Regions from separate parts of the Mus musculus genome. Here region 1 is linked to region 2. Evidence: chromatin loops called from intact Hi-C (ENCODE). Cell type or tissue: heart. All regions are shown on one strand. Region 1 holds the start of LOC102632541 (a long non-coding RNA gene). Region 2 overlaps Ttc7 (tetratricopeptide repeat domain 7).

Evidence for each region. Peaks named below come from ENCODE experiments on the same cell type or tissue, not always from the same donor. Only the 100,000 strongest peaks of a DNase experiment are listed, where the experiment ranks them.
Region 1: a loop joins it to region 2, with 2.8 times the contacts of the local background. A loop is called at or near these places in 5 of 42 quality-filtered maps.

Annotation. Positions count from the first base shown.
Region 1 is chr17:87,375,344-87,383,343 of GRCm38, reverse strand. Ttc7 (tetratricopeptide repeat domain 7) reads right to left here. Exons shown (of 20, transcript NM_028639.3): 20 at 1,574-3,495. The coding sequence ends at 3,274. LOC102632541 (a long non-coding RNA gene) reads left to right here and starts at 6,885. Exons shown (of 3, transcript XR_003952232.1): 1 at 6,885-7,536. In heart, no CTCF peak of the experiment used is centred here; DNase peaks (open chromatin) are centred at 3,223, 4,223, 4,923, 7,273 and 2 weaker places; H3K4me3 peaks cover 594 bases; H3K27ac peaks cover 5,275 bases.
Region 2 is chr17:87,311,682-87,319,681 of GRCm38, reverse strand. The region is part of intron 5 of Ttc7 (tetratricopeptide repeat domain 7); the gene reads right to left. Among named protein-coding and RNA genes, the nearest start is that of Gm52284, 8.7 kb to the right of the region's middle. In heart, a CTCF peak has its summit at 3,104 (motif pointing left); DNase peaks (open chromatin) are centred at 1,571, 4,341, 4,891, 7,111 and 4 weaker places; H3K4me3 peaks cover 288 bases; H3K27ac peaks cover 1,967 bases.

The DNA.
Region 1 (8,000 bases), 64 kb before region 2:
GTGTGTGTGTGTGTATGTGTGCTGTGTATGATTCAGAAAATGGTATATGGGTTAGAGGGTAAGAGAGAGAGAGTACAGGGTAGCCCCACGTTTTGGACCCAGATTTAAGCCCTTATGCAGGCACAATGAATTTCAACACGAAGCTACTTTCTTGTTCTTGAACGAGGGCCGTGGACTGGAACAGGGTGGAGGTGTCAGGACATGCCAGGATTCAGGAAGTCTCCATCGCCCGACCCTCCAACATTTGACTAGTTCCAGATCGGCGTGGCGATGCTTTGCTGAATGGGAGGCTGCGTCTCTGCCTTTCCCTCCAGCCTCCCCTCGTCGGGCAGACACCACCATTGTGTATATGAAAGCCTTAAAGGGGAGAACCTTGAGGGCTTGGCTGTGTAAGTGATACCAACTGTCACTTACTAGAATTTGTGTGCTGCCTGGCTAAGGGAGCTGGTCTTCCGAGCCGGGCACTTTGGAGAGATAAGATGGAGAATCCAAGGTCATCCTTGGCTACATCCCAGTTTCAAGCCCAGTGTGGGCCACATGAAATCCCTGCTTCGGAAACAAGTGGGGAGGGGGCCAGGGATGCAGCTCAGTGGTAAAGGGAACATTCTAGCCATCCTTAAGGCCCTGGGGTTCAATGTGCAACACCACATTGAAAAACAAACCAACAAACACACACACACACAAACAAACGGGTCTGGCGCCCCACAAGGCCCTTCCTCCCCAGTCTCCCAGTGTCAAATCGCATGGGCAAGGGTAGATGAGACAGATGCTGGCTGCCCCGGGAAGCAGGGACACTGGAGGGCTCTGGACTAGACCAGCTCTGCACTCTGGGGGAAGTCACAGAATGGCGGCTGTCCTCCAAGTGCGGGGCCTGCCACTCTGGAAGAACAGGGGGCAATTCCTTGGGGCGGGGGATCGTTGGCTTCTTTGTTAACTTACACCATTTTTTGAAAAAAAAAAACAGTTGGTGAAAGGTCTTATATTTGTATAATAATACAATTATCATTAATGACTTATAATTTCTTCAGATGCAGTGCAATGGGCTTATTAACACAGGCCCACCTGTATGTGCTCCAGTCATCCCACGGTGATCTAAGCCAGATCTCACATGCGAGGTGTATCAGGGAGCAGTCTACAGAGGCTGCCTCTGGGTGAGGGTGGAGGGACTGGCCTAGCACACGAGCACGGGAGGATGTCCAACTAGTGGCCACAGTAGAAATGTGTCACATCGTGGCAGCTAGTGATGACTTGCTCTGCTGTCACTGGGCAGTAGAGATGCCTGAGTGCTAACACCCCCAATCCTCGAGGTTGCCTACTGGGCAGGCTTATTTGAAAGACGGGACACAGGCCAGGCCCAGACCCCTCTACCTCCCCCGAGAACTTGCAGGCATTGGCTTGACCTCTAGTCTTACTGCTTACCCGATAGGAATCAACCTTCTCGGAGCTGGGCCTCTTCTCTCTTCCCACTCTCCTTCCCTCAGCCCTGCCTTTTGGGTTTCTCCTCTGACAGGGTCTCTTCTCCAGGGCCCGGGTCACTGCTCTATGCTGAGCATCAAGTAACTGGACACTCTTCAGACAGTCTTGTCCCCCTCCAAGGGTCTTTTATTCAATTTCCAAAGTCACTGTCAGGCACTGGGCCTGCCTCCTAGGGCCTCCAAAGAGAGGACGCTTAGTCAGTCCACACATTTGCTGTCTTTCCCACTGCCAAGATTGACCTCCAAGGCCAGCCAATAGTATCTGCTTTTCTCTTTTTTACTCTAACAGAATTCCATAAAAATATAGATCTCTAGCATATATATACATATACATATATATATATATGCACACACATACACATATACACATAGAGACCCTTCAACCAAGGACTGAATAGCCTCCCTTTGGCCTGTGGCTGTGGCCAGGAGGCACCAGCTCTCTGGAGACACGAGGGGACAAGCAGGGTACATCAGTCCACCACGGAGCCAGACTCCAACGGCTTTCTCCGCAAGGCCACTGTGGTCAGCACGGTGACCCCTGACACATTCTAACACAAGCGCAAGGTGAACCCGAGGGAGCTCTACCCAGAGTAGGGGAGACAGAAGGAACTCTCTGCTAGGCCTTGGGGAATGGCTTCCTGAGGGAAAGTTTCAAAACCAGAGTGCATGGCTGACGAGCCAGGGAGGGACAGCTGCCCAGCGACCTGACAGAGAGCACGCGGGCACAGAAAGGTGAGGCAGGCTGTCAGGTTCCTCAAGCATGGCCGCTGTGGGAATCTAGGCAGGGGAGCACAAAAGGCCAAGCTGGGGCTTTGGGGTCACTCAGCAAAGCCTAAGATGAAAACTGGGCAGTGGGTGATGAGGTGTACTGGGCTGAGGCCTATAAATGGTCACTTGGATGTCATTCACCCAAGTGGGCGGGTCCAAAGACTTGAGGGACTGTGTACTCAAGGTACCAGGAATGGCTACGTCAGAACCCTGTTTTGTATTCCAAGGCGTATCCTGGAGGCCACCGGCTCAGGGCCCACGGAGTCTACTGACTGGGGCGTGTCTCCAGGGAGATGACAGTGAGTGAAAATGGAAGACGGGGGACGGTGTTTAGAGGCCTGGCCGACATGAGTCCAAAAGGCACTTGGTGGTACAGAGAAATCACATGTAGCCTCTAGGCAACCTCCCCATAAAGGAAACACCAGGCATCAACAGGGCCAATTCAGGCTGACAAGAGCCCAGGAGCCCACTGTCCCTCTTTGTATCTGGGACCTCAAGCTGTGGCTGTCCTGGGCAAGGCTTCAAGCTTTGCACTGCCCTGAGATCGGATGGGGAAATGTATCCGGGGCTCTCCGGCACGTCTGCTCACAGCTCTGTGAAGTCGCTGAGATTCAAGCCAGTTTGTCTCCCAAGGCACTCATCTCTGTGGTACACAAACTCAAGATTGGTTCATCCCAAACCAGGAAACCCGGGGTGGTGGGGGAAGCCAAGGAAGGGGCTTGGCTCCCAGACACACCTTTTATCTAAGAGGTGCCCAGCAACCGGCAGTCTCTGGGGGAGGCGAGGCGTTTGCCTTGGATGCAAATCTTGTCCCCCCAGCTTCAGTCAGGAGCTTAGGCCCAGCTGGGCCTGCAGGGTGTGGAGTGTGGGAGGAGAAGTGGCATGGAAGCCAGTGGAAGTGCTCACTTGTCATCTATTCCCTGAGGCCCCACATCTGGACACACGCCCTTCCCTGCCCCCTGCCTGTGTCTGCTGCCCCCGCCCCGCCCCTGGCAGGCAGTATATGGCTGCCAGCTGCAGCTGCAGAGGCTCACAGCTCTCTGGCAATGATGGAGAAGGGCAGCACAGGGCTGCTGGCCTCCAGCTCCAGGGCTGTGAGGAAGCAGTCCACGGCCGCTTCGTTCTGGCCTTGGTCCTGCAGCACCTCCCCCAGGCCCTGCCACGCTTCGTGGAAGGTGCTCTGTCTCTCCACAGCATCCCGCAGCACCTTCTGGGCCAGGCTCTTGTGGCCCAGCTGACTCAGCATCAGACCCTAGAAAGGAAGCAGAGGACGAGGTTAACCAGGCCTGGGCCTCCAGAGCCGGTGGGGAGAGCTTAGCAACCAGGGCGAGCCAGAGAGGCCCTCAGGTCTGGCTGGGCCACAGACAAATGACTGTGCCCTTTACTTATGCAAAACCCATCCGACCCTGCCCAAGCCCTGTTTTAACCTGTAGTAGCTATGTTCCTCTTGTCTTCAAAAGATGGGCCTTTAAGCCTAGACCTGATTTTGAGTGGCCCCGTGTGGGGAATTCTGAGCCCTCCAACTCACTCTTCAACAAATGGAAAAATAAAAATAAAATAATGCATTTTATCAGGGCCTGGGCATCTAAGCCGGGTGGCAGGAATGAGTCAGTGGACGAAAAGCTGTCTAAGACTGGAGCATGCTCAGTAGTGCCCAGGCCACGCTGCCCCTCACCCCAAGGGGGCACCCACAGCAGGAAGGTTATCTAGTTTTGTGACAAAGAGGGGGTGCTTGTCTGCCTGCCTCAGCAGCCCATCTTCCCCCGGGGACTGCTGGGTCCCGAGACCAAGCAGCCAGCAGACTCTACGCTCACAGGTGCCAGGGCGGGCGGGCGCTGGAGGGAGTGGATCAGGGCACAGAGCAGTTGCTGAGAGAATGAGAGAAAAGGGACTCAGCTATCCAAGGCCCCTTCGGTCAAGAGCAGGAAGTATGGCTTTGCAGTTTTAGCTCAAAGGACCACTGCAAAGAACTGAAGAGAGTAAGCTAGAGGAAGTGCCAGGAATTGTCACAAAGCGGGTGGGAAGTGAAACCGGCAGTCTTGAACATCCCCCATCCTCCCAGGGACAAGGACAAGGGACAGGGTGTGGGCACGGGGAAGGCTCCAGGTCCCAGAAAGGCTACTCTGTACCATTCTACTGACCTGCCACTGTGAAGGTATCCCAGGATGCTGAGAAGTGAGCACTTCTCTTGTTCCAAAGAGTGGAGGTATAAATCTTCAACCCTGATCTCCTGGGGAGGCAGGGGACCAGAGTGGGGGCAGGGAGCTGTCTTTGTGCCTGAAGCCCCCTCTCTGCAGCCCGCCCACTGGCGGCCATGCACATTTTTAGCTGGATTATTCTCCTCCTCCTCCCCAAGCTCCCTAGAGTTAGGCCCTTGGTTGCTATGGAGACGCACCAGGAAAGATGTACATGGCTGACTTCATAAATCCTAAGAGAGCTTGGAACATGACCAATTAGGCAGCAGAGAGGGTGCTGAGGAGGACTGGGGAAAGCTCTGTCTCCAGAGGCGCTGGCTGGAGGTCCTGGGGCCACAACCGACTCGTCGAGTGGCACCCTCCTATGACCCTAAGCATAGACACACCCAAGGACCCAGGAGTTCGGTAGCCTCAGCTGAGGCTGGAGAACAGCAGGTGGGGGCAGGGAGTAGCGGCACACAGGGCTGACCAGATGCACACAGCAGTGCTGACTCAGGGTTACCAGAACCAGCGGCAGGCAGCGTCTGTCCGGCCAGTAGTGCCCAGGCCACGCAGTTCTGCCCACATGGCCAGGGCAGGACCTTAAGTAGCTCACTCACAATGGAACAGGGCCTACAGGCTGGAAGGAAGGAAGGTTCTAGCCGATGGCTATCAGACACCAAAATGAAGTACCAAAAACCAAGCGCTCTGAAGCCTCTCAATGCTACCCACAGGGAGTGCTTGAGGATAGAGGTGGCCAGCGGGGCCTGTCAGAGGGGTGGGTGTGGGGTGTGGGGTGTGGGGTGGTGGTGGGGCGGGTCTACTTGCTTCTCTTCTCTGCGCTTTCTTTCTGGAGCTGCCTTCCACAGGAAACTTTATTGGTAAGAAGAGTCCACCCCCCTCACCTCCCAATCTCTAGCTGGGTCTAGTGGTGCAAACCCATCGTCCCAGCCACTTGGGAGGCTGAGGCAGGAGAATAACAAGTTGAAGACCTGACCAGGCAAGAGAGTTCTAGGCTAGCCTGGGGAACTTAGCGGAAACCAAATGGAAATAAACAGAGAGCAGGGAAGGAGCTCTGTGGTACGCTGCGCTGCCACCGCTTGCCTAACTTGCCTAACAAGTAGGGAGGCTGGCAGAGAGAAGGTGTGGGTGTTTGGGAAGGAGCCAGATGTGTCTGCAGGCTGAACGTGCGCCTCAGTAGAGAACAAAGGCCAGGGCTTAGCAGCCAGAAGGCCAGCTCTGCCACTGACATGCACTGTGACCTCAGCAAACTGACATGGGTCTCTGTAAACTGGGGGGAGAGGGAGGGGGAGGGGGAGGGTCAGTTGGGGGTTGGGGGGAGTCCTTCCTCACAGGGCTGCTGAGAACTCTGGAAGGATGAATCTGGAGAAGGTGCAGCCAGACTCGCAGTAGCAAACAACAGCAACTTCTTTAGGAAGGCCACAGCGGGCATGGGGCACGGAGAGGCCAGTACTGTCCACTTCCTTAGACGGAAGGAGATGGCAGGGTCCTCTGTTAGGAAGGACTGTGCAGTGGAACTGGCTCATGTCCCACCCCCACCCCAACATGCTGACCTTAGAACCTGAAAGAAGACACCAGGCCAGGATGGGGTCAGGCTAAGGCCTGGAGGCCCAGGGCCTGTAACAGGATCTGTGGCCACCTGCCCCTGACACCAGCAGCATTTGTGTTTGGTAGCAACCCAGTGCTGTTTGCTGCCTGACAACTGGGTGGGACCCAAGCACAGGAAGATGCAAGGTCTCACCTGCTGTCCCCAGCCTGGCACTGCCCCCAGGGCCCATCAGCACCCTCCTGACACTTCACTGGCTCCAGGTCTCCAGGGAGATGGTGGGAACACAGAACTGGTGTCTCAGTTCAATCCACAGTCTGTCCCCACAGAGTCCCCCCCTCTGTCCCCGCTTGTCCCTCATCTGCTGGGAGGGATCTAGTTCTGTGAAGAGGCCCTTAGTTTCTGACCCTTCACTGTGGAGCCATGACTGGGCTGCCCGCTCACAGGGAGTTGGCAGCCATGTAAAAGTTACCCATGCCCGTGGAACACTGTACTTGCATGACGCACTTGGACTACAAACAGCCATCACAGGGGCTTCTGGGACAGACAGGACGATGGTTAAAGTCTCCAGAAATTCCCATCTCTAGTGCCTCTTTCCTCAGCTCTCAGAAGGGCTCCTGCCCACACCACTCTTTGAGGGCTCTGTTCTCCCAGGAAGCCTTTCCTGAGGTCAGACACCACCTCCACATCATAGTTGGTAACCGTGGGGCTCCTGTGGACCTTCCCGGCTTGTGTTCCAGGGAGAAAGAGGGGGGGGGAGAGAGAGACTGACTTCCCTGCCAGCCTTTCTGCTCTAAGCAAGGCAGCAGCTCTCAACAGAAGCCAGGTGGGAGGGTCCTGGACACACACAACACACCACACACACACACACACACACACACACACACACACACACACACACACACACACACACCACAGCCAAGGATGCCTGGCTTTGCCTTAAGGGCTTCCTGGGTTGGACTTCCTGCTTCAGTGAGCTCAGGAGGCCTGTAGTCTGAGGGGCCTATACTTGGCCGAGGTCTGGAGACTGAGAGTGCGGGGCATTTCCTGTTAGGAGTTCGTTGTCTGTTGAGCCTCAGGGTAGAACTGAGGCCATAGCTGGGTGTGGAAAAGAAGGAAGGGCCTTCTTAGCCCTTTCTTAGGCTTTGCCACTAACACTCTCACCCCATTAATTCAGTGCCTCATGATGTCAGAAGAACGGAGGCGTAGCAGAAAGGTCCCGAGGGGGTGTGGGCTTACGTCTTCTAGGGAGCCCAACCCGGGAAGTGGTCCTTAGTGCTAGGCCAGCTGTGGGCCAAGCTGGGCGCTGCTCCCCACCCCTGCCCTGAAGTATTTATAGAAGCTAGTCTGGGAATTTTCTCTCTGAGCTCCAGGCACATTCCTGGGATTCTGTTAACAGCCTTTCCAGCCGGGAAGCTGGGAATCAGCCGGGAGGCTGCGGGAGTCGGCAGGGCCCTGGAGGCCCCGCTTGAAGCCACCGGGACTGCGTTCAGGAGCCACTGCACTGGAGGGGTCTTCTTCAGGCACTCTTGGGGAGACTACATGCTTCTAGGTCAGTGCTGGCTCCAGGTTTGCTCCCTCAACCTGTCCAACCAGACGGGGACACAGCCGTCGAGTCCCATACCCCTTCTAGAACACAGCTACTAGAGTCACCGGCCAGTTCTACTTTCCCGTCGGAGGCAAAGGGCACCTAGTGTCCAGTTGATATGCTACCCTGGGTTTCTTGAAAGGCCCTTGCTGAGAAGGTAGGTACCCAGGGTCACTAGACCAGCCTAGGAGGGGTCTTCTAGAGTACTGGTGGCTGGTCGCTCTTGTGTGACCAAACCCACGCCTGTGTCTTTCTCTTCCTGGGTCTCTGGGATGCAGCACAACTGTCTTCCCTGATTGGCTGAGGTTATCTGTCTTCAGAGGGGTCTGTAGGGTAAGCGGCCAAAAGCTCTGGAGTACCCACAGGCAGGTCACATCTGGTGACTCTATGGCTTACAGAGGACCAGGAAGTGAAAGCCTTTGCCAGCC
Region 2 (8,000 bases):
GCCCTGACTGTCCTGGAGCTCACTCTGTAGACCAGGCTGGCCTTGAACTCAGAAATCTGCCTGCCTCTGCCTCCCGAGTGCTGGGACTAAAGGCGTGTGCCACCATGCCTGGCTATCTTCCTTTTTTTATTTAGTAGATATCTCACTCTAATTTAAAAACAAATACTTGAAATCATGGGTTTGTTGGTGGTTTTTGTTTTTGTGTCTCAAAATATATTAAGCACAGAAGTATTTTTAAGCAGAGAAGTAATTTTTACAAGCTAGTGTGTGTGCCACTTAATTCCGATATGCTTATTACTAAAGGCCCTCTGTCTACACGGTAGGAAATGAGGCCTCAGACCTGAGCTTTTCAAAGAACTGTCAGTTCTTGGACCAACAGTCTAACAAGTCTCAAGGACTTGTTAGACATGAAAGTTCAGGGGCTGGGAAGGTGGCTCAATGGTTAAGAACACCTACTGCTGTTACACAGAACCCAGGGGCTGGGAAGATGGCTCAATGGTTAAGAACACCTACTGTTCTTACACAGAACCCAGGTTCAGTTTCCAGCACCCACAGGTGGCTCACAACCTGACCCCCTTTTCTTTCTTTCTTTCTTTCTTTCTTTCTTTCTTTCTTTCTTTCTTTCTTTTTTTTTTTTTTTTTTTTTTTTTTGGTTTTTTGTTTGTTTGTTTGTTTTTCTTCGAGACAGGGTTTCTCTGTGTAGTCCTGACTATCCTGGACCTCACTCTGTAGATCAGGCTGGCCTCGAACTCAGAAATCCGCCTGCCTCTGCCTCCCAAGTGCTGGGATTAAAGGCGTGTACCACCATGCCTGGCTGACCCCCTCTTCTGACCTCCATAGGTAAACATATGTCATACATACATGCAAGTAAAATACTCATACATGTAAAAAACAAATAAATCTAAAGAAATGTAGAAAAGAAATGCAAGTTCTATGCCCCCACCCCTCATCAAAACTCAAGAGTCATTATCAAAGAGGAGACAGAAAGATTCATAAGAGCCAGAGGCCAGAGAGGACCAGACCGAAGCAGTATTTTCTAGATTGACAGGACTTCTGTAACTCGTGATCTCACAGCATCTGTGGTTGCATGAACAAAATGAAGCCCGACCACACTCTAGCACGGATGGAGGAGATGCCCATGAACCCCCATCCCTAACTGAGGAGTTATTGACAGGTGATAACTTCTCTTCTGGAGAAGGGAGAGTTGGTTTTCTTTAAGGGTGTGGCTACTGGTTTGACCAGTGGATGCCAGTGGATGGTCCCACACCCAGGGGCATATATTAAATACAAACTGAATGCAGTGGATTATAGGAGAAAGAAAAAAAGGACATGAGGTGGGGAGAGGGTTAGGGAGGAGGGTGGACGCTGCGTCCACAGGCTGAGGCAGGCTGGTCCCTGGGGCTGCCTAGAACTCCGTGGCTCTGAAGAGGCAGGCCACTCCTGGGGCTGTGGGTGATTTTCCACTCTACGGGAGGCCTGGCAGCCTCTTCCTTGGCAGCCTGGCTCGGGCTGCTACCAGGAGGCAGGAGCCAACAGTGCCTAATGTCTCTTCTTCCCCAGCCACAGGAGGGACTGTCCTCTCTGTCACTGCCAAAGAGGCTTCACATGCCAGGACCAGCAGACAGGCCACTCCCGGACGGACGCTGGGGAAGGGGTGCTGACATCTAGGCACTGACCACTCCCAGGACACACGGGGCTGACATCTAGGCACTGACCACTCCCAGGACACATGGGGCTGACATCTAAGCACTGACCACTCCCAGGACACACGGGGACGAAATGCTGCATTCAAACACAACCCTACATCCCAAAGGTCTGCTAGCTTTTTAAATAATTTTCAGATCTGTAAGAGATTTTGACATCTGAACAGGCTCCTGAGAACTCTTTTGCTAAGTAAATCATCGCCCTCAGGCATGTTTTGAGTAAATCCTAATTTATATCGACCGCTTTTAAAGAAACAATCCATACAAGAGGTTCCAGTGGCCAGGGCCACACAGGAGATTTGGAATCCTTGCCTGGGTTGCCTGGCTCTCCCGTGCTAAGAATACCCCTTGCCTCAGCTTGCCCCTCTAAGAAATGTCTAGGTGGGGGCATTCTCAAACGGCTCAGACAGCCACAGCCTGAGCAAACCTAGCCCAACCTGCAGCTGTCTGTGCCGGGTGGAGCTGGGGTTTTCCCTGGCCCTTTCTGGCTGCCCAGTGAGAAGCCAGCTTGAAAGATCTCTTTGTTCTGGTCTCTCCTGATGACCTTTGTGAGCCAAGCTGCCCACTTTTAACAGTATCCAAACAGAGCCTCAAACAAACCCTGGCCCAGAAACGGGCTGCATGAGGAGAAGCCAGGAAGCCGGTTATTGCAACTAAGGTCAGGTCCAACTGGCCAAGAGGCGGGTGGTGGGGGTGTTAGCAGCTCAGCTAGCATAGGACTCCAGGAGGAAGGTGGGACGTAGTAGGACAGCAGTCCCCCTACCCCCACAGCCAGCAGTGCAGCACATTTTCCAAAGCCCTTGACAGTTTTCAGCCTTCAAAATTTCTCATAAGGCTTCATTACCCCAGTTCAAGCAGAACTCCTGATACCCATAATGCTCTGAAGAAATGACTAGTGTGAGCTTGTGATAGTGGCTCACACCTCTAATCCCAGCACTCGGGAGGTAGGGACAAGCAGATCCGTGAGTTCAAGGCCAGCCTGGTCTACAGAGTGAATTCCAGGACAGCCAGGGCTACAGAAATCCTCTCTCTCTCTCTCTCTCTCTCTCTCTCTCTCTCTCTCTTTCTCTCTCTCTCTCTCAAAAAAGAAATTACTATTGTGGGAGAGGCTGCAGCTCCATGGTAGAGCACTTGCCAAGTGTGTAGGGGACCTGCAATTCCTCCTGACACCAGCAAATATACGTAACTAAATAAAATACTCGCACCCCAACCCCTTCTAATAGAAAACTTAAGCCTGGACAATGCCTGTCTTTCTGGGCATCACGTGCCCAAGGCCAATGGCCGACAGACACCCAGCACTTTCAGCTCTGAGTCCCTGGAGAAAGACAACGGCGGTCTTCTCACAAACTCTCACACTTCCCTCTACTGGCCATCTGTGCTCCAGGGCTCCTGGCACTCCGTTTGTTCGCTATGCCATTTACAAAGTGCCTTCTGCACGCTCAGTACCTGGTCAGCTGCACTGTTTGTCATTGGCAGTCATCATGAAGCAAACGAGAGAGGCTGAGGGACTGACTGACTATCGGACTGACTGACTATCGCACCCACGGCCACAGATAAGTAGTCTGCCTCCTGCTGTTCACCTCATTTCCTGGGAACTCGTCAAAAACAAGTGTTTTGCACACAGTAGGTGCTTAATGGTGAGAGTATGATTTGAAATAAAATGATATATTAGTAAGAATTGGTCGTCGAGAGGATACTACATACAACTCTAGTTAGACGTCTCCATTTGAGGGCTGGCACGTCCATGAGGGATCTCTGGTCAAGTACCCAGAATAGTGAGGCCACTGGAGGACAAGGTCGGGTGACGTTCAACCATTATCCAGATGCTCATTTTCACCACAGACCCAAATCACCGGCCTCAAAACCAAAACTTCCACCTTGACAGTCAAGCCGAGCATGAAAGACAGAGGATGTCAGGCAGCACTTCACGCCGTTGGGGAAGTGGGCACAAACAACAGATACAGGCCGTGCCCTCAGAGAGGTCCTCCTGTCCCCCACCCCCACCCCCAAAGCAGACACAGAAAACTGGGAGACAACACAAGCTTTGCTAGTGAGCCTTCCAGGTTGAACCCAGTGAGAACAACTTGTACCCCTCCCCCAGGCCTGCAGACACAAACACGCACGTGGCCGCTAAAAGCAAGACCACCGCTGATAACCTAAAGTGCACTTCGCCTTCAGAGTTTACTCCCGGCAGACAAGTTAGGGCAACTTGGGAGAATGGGGTTGATTTATTGATTGACTGATTCATTGATTACAGGGCTAAAGGAGCCACCTAGGCAGGGGCAGCAGCGAGGCGACCCCCTTGGAAAGCACCTGTTCTCTTGTTTGGGGTGCAGTGTGAAATACCTGTTGCCTTAGGGATTAAAGCAATGCATGATAAAATACACAGACCACCTGGCTCAAACGCACCTCGACCTAAGCAGAAAATGGGTTCTGCCAGCTCTAGGCAGAAAGAAGGGGAACAACCCAGAGAAGAAACCGTCCCCGTGCCTGTGATGGGTTTTGGGGCAGAGTTGTTCCTGTTCCTGTTTTTGGCAGGTGCCTGAGGGAGGGCTCTCAGGCCTGCTGTGGTCAGAGACAGGGCTGCCAGCTTCCCCAGCTCAGGTCGTGAGCCTTACCCTCCTCCCAGTCCTCTGCCTAACCCCTGGAGCTGCTCCCTGCAGGCCCAGGTTTCTTCCTGGGGCTCCTCTACAGGCAGGACTCTAGGTCCAGTTGGCTACCAAAGCCCTCCTCCAGCATTCAGTAGGTGCCCCCTCCCGGAGGCTCAGGTACCAAAGAACCGCCTGGGGCCGGACTCCAATTGGAATCCATGACTGCCCTCTCGTGGCTCCGAGGGGAAGTGAAGCTGCAGGCTCTCTGGCCCCCATCCTGTTCATGGGATGTTTTTTTCTGCTCAGGCTTTCTAGTTGAGCTCCGTTAGGAAGCACTATTACCATAACACAAAAGACAGGACCATCTGGAGGGAATCAGCTGCTAAATCAACAGGGCAAGGCCCCTGGAAAAAGTGAATGTCACTCAGACATATGAGTAATCGGGCACCAGACTTGGCCAGCATGAAAGGGGCGGAGGTTTCTGGAAGATCAGAATATGAGAGAAGCTGTGGGGATCAAGTGAATGCCACCTCTTGTGCACAGGGACAAGACCCGACTAAGCAGGGGGCAGCAAAGGCAGGGGGGTAGGTGAGTGCTCTGTGAGACCAATAGGCGCCCCTCCTTGGTTTAGCTCCACCCCATTCTCAGCAGAGGCTCCACCCCTGGACTCAGACTCCACCCCCAGGACTCAGGCTCCACCCCCAAGACTCCTACAGGAACCTTCTTCTACACAGCAGCACCTCCCAGCTCCAACCCTACACCCCTCAGCCACCTCTGGAGTCCACCCCATCCCAGGCAGCAGCCCACTCCCTGACTCTCTGGCCCCGCCTGAACCTGTTCACAGGTCCAGCCACAGAGCAAGGGTACACAGGGGGTCCTGGGGCTCTTAGGGAGTGAGCTGCTGGGTGATGTCAGGGCTGGTGTGGAAAGTTCCCACACCGAGGGGCTTTCTCTTGCTCTCCCAGAGACTCCGAGAACTCAGATGTTCAGGGCCATAACCAATGCAGCTACCCCTCTACCCTAGAATGTCTTCCCTTTAGGCTAAGACGATGGGTCTCCCCTGGAGGCTGCCTGCTTCCCACCTCAGCATCCACCCGTGCCCGTGGATGTATTTTTGGTTGTTGTCATTCTTGGCGGGGTGCTTCTGGCATCTAGTGGGTTAAAGGCCAGAGATGTTGACGAAACCTACCACGGCCAAGACAGTCTCCCAAACCAAAATAGTTTTAAAAGAAACTTTGGGCTAAGGAGACTAAACACATTTGTTTAAGAACAATATTAGAGCCTGTGATTCCCCAAGGAGTATACAGCTTTGGCCAAAGGACAATAATATATAATTACTCAGGTCGCTAACGCAGACCAGTTGTGGGCAGCTATATGTAATCACAGGATTATATAGTGAGCAAAACGTTAGGTGGAGGGAGGGCTTGGATGGACTCAGGTCCACGCCAGCTTCCAAGGCTCTGCATGCTTTCTAATGGCCTCGACTTCAGACCGATTCCTTTCTTCCTCTTCTCCTTAGTAAGACGAGGAATGTATATGTTCCTCCTTCCCAGAAGCGCACAGAAGGCAACACCCTCTCTGCCTGTCACACAGAGTTAACAGCTGCTGCTAGTGTGAGAAACGATTGTAGCCCAGGTGGGTCCAGAGCGCCGCAGCTTCCACTCCAAGGAAGTCTGTGCTGGTCTGCCAGCACAAGAAGCCAGGGCTGATCTGCAGGGGGCCACAGGGAACTGACAGAGGCAGAGTGACTGCCATGAGTCCTGGTGACAGAGGCAGAGTGACTGCCACGAGTCCCCGGGACACGAGTCCCCGGGACTTCTACTCACTTCCAGGCTGTTTACTTGACAAGAAATGACGATTCATTTCCATTCCTCTTTATGAGCCGTGGTTAGGGTGGAGCCAGTCTCTTGGCTTCTGGGAATGAACTGTGTGCTTCAGGGGCAAAAGGGATGAAGGGAGGGGAGCCAGCCCAGTCACACAGAACAAAAAAGCATCAGAACTGACCTGCCCTTTCAGAGGAAGTGTGGACTAGTTAACGCCTCTACCCCTGGGGGGGGTACCCTGTAGACCCACTCTCACTCACATTTTCTTGCTTGAGTATGCGGAATGCAGTCGAAGAAAACAGGGATCTGGTGTACATGAGGGAGGAGGGAGGAGGGAGGAGGGAGGATCTACAGCCAGATCCACCCTCAGAACACATGACTGAGTTACAGAAAGGAACCAAGTTAATGCCCCGAAGATCCATTCACAGGCGCTGGATACCAAACCAGGGCACAGTCTTTTCCACACTCCTCAGGTGGCCAGGCTGCCTTTCCACACCCCAAACCTCAGAGAGGGGTGAGGCTGAAGGGCACTCACACCTAGACCAGAGGCTTGGTGGGTGGGGTTCAAGTTCCTGTCCCTCAGCGGTGAAGTGGGGCCACACGACCTTCTTCAGAGGAGAATCTACAAAGTACATAGTCCAGTCTGGCAGTCAACAGATCCTGATAATCAGCTGCTCTCTCTCCGTCCCTCCTGGCTGTCCTTCATGTTTTAACTTCTATACTGGCAGAGTGGAAGTGAGGAAAGGAGAGTGGGAGAGAGGAGAGGGTATCATGGTGTGGGGGGTGGGGGGGAGGGCGGTAACAGCACCACTTCCCACCAAAGATTAGGTCCATTTATTCCCTGTCACTGGCCTCTCACAGTCCCTGGATGTGACAAGGAGTAGAGCCAGCGAGTAAAGGAACTCACTGGGGTCACAGAGCTGCCTTTGACTCCAGTCCCTTCGTGACTGACTTTCCTCATCAGGAGCCTGGCCACAGCGTCAGCCAAGCGTGAACAGGCTCTGGGAAGCCGGCCGGCCGGCGCTAAGCCCCAGGCACTTGGAGGGCTGGGTAAGGCATAGGAACAGGACAGACCGTGATCAGTGCAGTCAGAGGGCCAGGGCTGTAGTGGCACACACCTGTAATGTCAGCACTCTGAACATGCAGATGGAAAGATTGAGAGTTCAAGACCACCCTCGGCTGCGTAGAGTTCAAAAAGGAATGGCAGCTCCACGTACCACTCAGATAGACCCACAGGCGGGATCTTAGCTCCAGCCAGGACAAGCTACTTTTGTATTCTGTGCCTGCCTCCGTTTCCCATCAGAGAGGTCGAGAGGCTAAGTAAGGTCTACCTCAGAGACCTGTTGGAACACTAAACTATGCAAGCAGAGCACTTCACAAATGCCTGCTGGAACTCTAGCATGGACTTAAGTAACACCAATTGTTCTAAAGACTATGTACTAAATGAATGGCTGGGGAGAGGGTATTCATTACAACTGTCCCTGCCTACAGACTTGATTGCACAGGGATCCATTTATCAAGTCCTCCCTTTCGTCTGTGTCCTGCTAACTGTCCTGTTGACGCCTAAGCTCTACATAAAGTATAGATGGGAATAAAGATGGGTGTCGTGGTACACCCCTTCAATCCCAGCACTCAAGAGGCAGAGGCAGGAAAAGGATCTCTTTGAGTTTGAGGCCAGCCTGGTCTACCTAGAGAGTGCCAGGACAGCCTGAGCTACAGAGTGTGGCTCTGTCTTGAAACCCCTCCACCACCTCAAAAACAACAACAAAAAAGGAAATACTGGTTTTCTTTAAGGTCTCCAATTACTCAGATCTGCAGAAAGACAATTTATGAATGAATGAATGAATGAATGAATGAGTGAGTGAGTGTGGCTGTTCTAATGA